Linked DNA regions of Mus musculus: region 2 is linked to region 1. Evidence: chromatin loops called from intact Hi-C (ENCODE). Cell type or tissue: heart. All regions are shown on one strand.

Region 1 (2,500 bases):
AAGAACTAACATGAATTTGGGTGGTGAGGTTTCTCACACATGAAACATAAAGGTGAGTTGAGGTGATAATGTCAGTGCTAGAGTCCTTCCCTAACGTGCTCTGAGCTTGAATCACCGCAGAACAAGTTTATGTGTAAAGCATGTGTGTATTATGTGTATACACACATATGCATATATAAAAATGTCTATATAAAAATAGTCAAATCGTAATATATATCACTAACTCTAGTTATTTACTAGTTAATAAGTTGAAATCCTTACTTCAGGAACTCTGAGGAGATGGGGCAGGCGATTGAGACCGGGTTTCATATAGCCATAAATACATTGCATAGCTTAGGATGGCCTTGAACTCCTGATATTCCTGCCTCTATCTCCAAAGTGCTGGGATTACAGGCATGTGTCCCCAATGTCTAGCTTTGGTACAGTTTTGTTGTTGTTGTTGTTTCTTTTGCTTTTGTTTTCAAAACGAGTTTCTCTGTGTAGTCCTGGCTGTCCTGAAACTCCTCTGAAGATGAGGCCGGTCTCGAACTCAGAGATACACCTGCCTCTGCCTCCTGAGAGCTGGAATTAAAGGCATAGACCACCATTACCCCATGGTAGGGTTTTGTTGTTGTTGTTTAGACAAGTAAGTAATTAAAGTCATCTGGTGAGATCGGATCCCATAGACTTTGCACTTTATAAAAAGAGATTAGTGGGCTGGGGGTGTAGCTTAGTGTTGGAGTACTTGTTTGGTAGGCAGGGGGACCTGGACCACAGAATAAGCAGTGTAAGGGGAAGGGGATGCTCATGAAGGCTAGTGGCATTTTTGTGACTGAAGAGTGGTGATAGGCTATATGGTGAGCAAAGCTATAAGTGTTCCCCAGATGGCCCTTCACATCATGGGCTGACTTCTGGGTAAAATGACTATCTCAGGTCATACAGCTGGTATACTCCAAAGTCAGGGTTTGAACTCCAAGGACACCAGAGCATCCTGTACCCTGCCCTTCCCCAGGAGCTTGCTGCCTGGCCTTGGCCACGAGTGCTGATGTGCACTGGGTACAGCCAGCAAGGCTCTTTTATTTCCTTCCGTTCTGCTCTGACCTGTGGGCAGCTGCTGCGAGGAAATGCCAAGTCATAAATAATTCTTACATTAATGCCGAGCAAGGCAGCCGAAAGGGAAATGTCACTAGGAAATGGTATTTCAAATAAGTACAGATTTCATAATTTAGCCATTTCTCATAATGATATTTCCTTAGTTTGGGTTTATGGTAAACTGGTCATCACTCATAAATGTGGGAGACATGTACTATTGCTTGGACATTTGGCCCAGAGATAAATGTGATAGGAAAATGAAGCCATTCCATTGCCTTCTAGAGTTGGACAAATAGACCATAGCAAGGAGAGGAACAATCAGTCTTACTTATTAGAATGGACACTTGTATCTTGAAGTCACCCAACACAGTTATGGTATTGTGACACCCTGTTGCAGCTTATAATACCTAGGCTCCAGGGCACTTGGTCCCAGCTAACTGGAATGTTCATTAGTGTAATTCTGTCACACAGGGCCGTTCTCAACACCAGCATCTTTCCCAGCAAGGCCCCTTCTGGGTGTAGCAATTATCCAGACTGATAGTTTAAAGTCTATTAGGTGGAGCAAGCTTCTGCTGCTGTCCCAACCCCCTAGCCCTAGTCTGCCTATTGTGAGCAGCTGTCCCTAAGCCTTCTGCTTTTTCACAGGAAGCCAGAAATCCAGATTGCATCAGAGATTTCCCAATCACTAAATCTTAGCAACTAATTCAATTTTTTATTTTTCTGAGATCGGGTTTTATGTAGCCTGGTCCGACCTCGAACTCATTGTGCAGTAGGGAGATGACCTGGATTTCTGATTATCCTGTCCCTGCCATAGATGACCATTCCTAGTTTATACTGTACTGGGGATCAAACCCAGGGTATCATGCGTGCTAGGCAAGCACTCTACCAACTGAGCTACATCGTCCACCCAATTTGATTCAACCTTAAAAATAAAGTACAGCTAGGGTAGAAAATACTTTGTATGAGAAATGGTTTGAGCCATGGGCCCCCTGTGGTGACTCCTGCTCTGGTCAGGCCACACTGCCAAGTTGAAGGCTCAAAGGATCTGAAGGGAAGTGTGCTTATTATTAAACAAGCACCGTAAGATTTCTCTTCCCTGTGTGGTCTTCACACATACATTTTGAGACTCTTTCTGATCTTCTTGCCTCTATTTGCCAAATGCTAAGTTTACAGATATAATATGCTCCATTGTGTTTACTGATATGGCTGATACTATAACAATCTTCTTCTCTTCTTCTTCTTCTTCTTCTTCTTCTTCTTCTTCTTCTTCTTCTTCTTCTTCTTCTTCTTCTTCTTCTTCTTCTTCTTCTTCTCCTCCTCCTCCTCCTCCTCCTCCTCCTCCTCCTCCTCCTCCTCCTTCTTCTTCTCCTCCTTCTTCTCCTTCTTCCTCCTCCTTCTCTTCTTCCTCCTCTTCCTCCTTCTCCCCCTC
Region 2 (2,500 bases), 100 kb after region 1:
GGTCAGGTTAGTGTAGAAATCTAGGGCTTGGAGGAACTCTGAGTTAATTATAAAGCATGGGGAAAATGAAGGCTACAGGCACAATTACAAGGCCAGGCTTCCTAGTCATGTCAATAAAAGAGTGAAGATAGCTTGACTTACAATTTTGATATATGAAGAGTAAGGTGGGGGTGGGTTAAGAAGAAACCCAATGAGGCAAGAAGTTGGAAGGCTGTGTTAACTTTGTGAAACATCTCGGTATCTTGATTTTATAATTTAGAGACTCCCGAGCACCTCACAGTTGTGCCGAAAACCAAGTGAATGAAAAAGAATCCTGAAAGGATCAGGAGAAAGTAAAGGTGATAATGCAGACACCTCCTCTCTGACCCCAGAAGCACTGTGCCTGCAGCGTCCTGGAACCAGAGCTTCTAACCAATAGAGAGGGAGAACTGTCCCGGAAACAGCATTCTCTGTCTCCTAGAAACAACATTTGGGAACACAGAGACAGATACGCTCAGATAAGTGAAGACAAAGAATGTGTTTCCTCTAAACATTCACTGCTAGAAAGGCTGAAGGCTAACATGAAACAGATCTTTGGGAAGTAATTTTTGGCGCCCAGAAAGGTAAACGTGAGAAAGACTATTTTCTAGGCCTCAAAGGAGTAGGTGTATGAAAGTGAGTAGGCCAGTGGTAGGATGTTTGAGAACCACATTGAGTTACAGGTGCCAGGAGGGTTGGCATGAAAACTACTAACTTGATACAGAACTTGGAAAAAACTTTTGAAGATGGAAGAAGGTGCAGTCCACTGTATCACCCATTCCTGGGTATGGTGCTTTGAATGAAATCTGCCCCACTCCCCATAGGTCCATAAGGAGTGGCATATTGGAAGGTGTGGCCTTGTTGGAGGAAGTGTGTCACTGGGGGTGGCCTTTGATGTTGCAGATGCTCAAACTAGGTTCAGTGTCACTATGCTATCTTCCTGCTGCCCACAAATCTCAGCTGCCTCTCCAGCACCATGTCTGCCCGTGTGCTGCCATGCTTCTGGCCATGATGAACCCTGGACTTAACCTCTGAACTGTAAGCCAGCCCCAGTTAAATGCTTTCCTTTGTAAGAGTTGCTGTGGTCCCAGTGTCTCTTCACAGCAATAGAAACCGTAAAACAGGGAGGTGCTAAAATGTTCTGGAATTAAATAGATCTTGTGAATAGACTGAAATTGAGATTTATTCCGTGTACTATAACTATATGTCATGTATTTTGGTTATAATTGAAAGGAAATTTCTATAGTATAAAAATAGTCATTACATTTATGTATCATGTGCGTGGGGTGGGTGAATGCTCGTGCATGCACTTGCCATGGTACATACATGGGAAGGTCAGAGAATAGCCTACAGGTGTGAGTTGTCTCCTGTGACCATATAGATCACATCAAGCTTGCAGCAAACACTGAGCCATCTCTCTGGCTCTATATCTCACCTTGAAATGCTAAGGTAAAATAACTATATATGATTAGAACACCCCAATATTTACTCTCCTATACTGAAGCATGCAGCCTTCACTTGAATATCTGCCAAGGTGAATGCACACCAAATTGTAGGCACTTGAATACATACTTTTAAGCAAGTGAACAAGAGGATGGCTGAATTACAAATCTTATGTTTCTTTGACTCATTTCCTGGGATAGTGAGATTACGGAAACTGGGTCACTGTGACTCAGTTCCCAGTTGTGATGTGCTGCCGGCCTTGGAAATGATCCTTCTGTTTCCCATCACAAAGGCTTCTTCGGCCATCCACTTGTCCATCATAGCCCACGTCCATATGTAATGAGATGGGCAGCTGGCTCAGTAGTGATTACATTCCAGCATTTGGCTGGTGATCTGCTTGAGATTTCATATAGGAAGTATCCTATATGATAACGTATATCAAATAAGCCCCATGGGACTTTGTGTTGTCATAATGATAGAAACTAACCACCTTTTCCATCTTAGGTATGAGTAGGAGAAGGGAGCAATGATAAAAATGGCAATAGCAGTAAAGGGGCCAGGAAACTATCCAAAGTCTAATTTAAAAAGAGCCTGCTATCTTTGTTGCTTTTTTGGTTGAGTGATCTGACCCTACCAAGGGTTTAGTTGTCTTCATTATATTTCCTAAGGATGCTTTTCCTTCACCAGAAAGAATGAACAGGTTTGGTAGTCTCTTAAAATACGTGATGATGTCTAGCCATCTCCCTCTGGTTATCAACCTTGGTTCATACAGGACCTACTGCTTTCGTGGCTCTGCAGGTATTTGTGGTACAGTGACTAATATTGACTATTGAACCCCTTAAATATGGACTCAAATCCCAGCTGTGCACCTCAGGAAGCTCAAGCCTTTGATGCCTTTGTAAGATGTGGATCATGATGCTAATCTTTTATTGCTATCAAAATTAATTGAGATGGATGGATGTTCTCCACTAGTGATAACTACAATCTATGAACTGTTATTTAGCCACTTAACTAGTTTAATGATGAACATGGATTTTAT

The links. Hi-C counts contacts between places; a loop is a spot of excess contacts. Peaks named below come from ENCODE experiments on the same cell type or tissue, not always from the same donor. Only the 100,000 strongest peaks of a DNase experiment are listed, where the experiment ranks them.
Region 2: a loop joins it to region 1, with 2.2 times the contacts of the local background. A loop is called at or near these places in 4 of 42 quality-filtered maps.

What each region holds. Positions count from the first base shown.
Region 1 is chr1:82,797,432-82,799,931 of GRCm38, forward strand. No RefSeq gene overlaps it. Among named protein-coding and RNA genes, the nearest start is that of Gm34286, 10 kb to the right of the region's middle. In heart, no CTCF peak of the experiment used is centred here; a DNase peak (open chromatin) is centred at 1,030.
Region 2 is chr1:82,901,406-82,903,905 of GRCm38, forward strand. No RefSeq gene overlaps it. Among named protein-coding and RNA genes, the nearest start is that of Agfg1, 63 kb to the left of the region's middle. In heart, no CTCF peak of the experiment used is centred here; no DNase peak of the experiment used is centred here.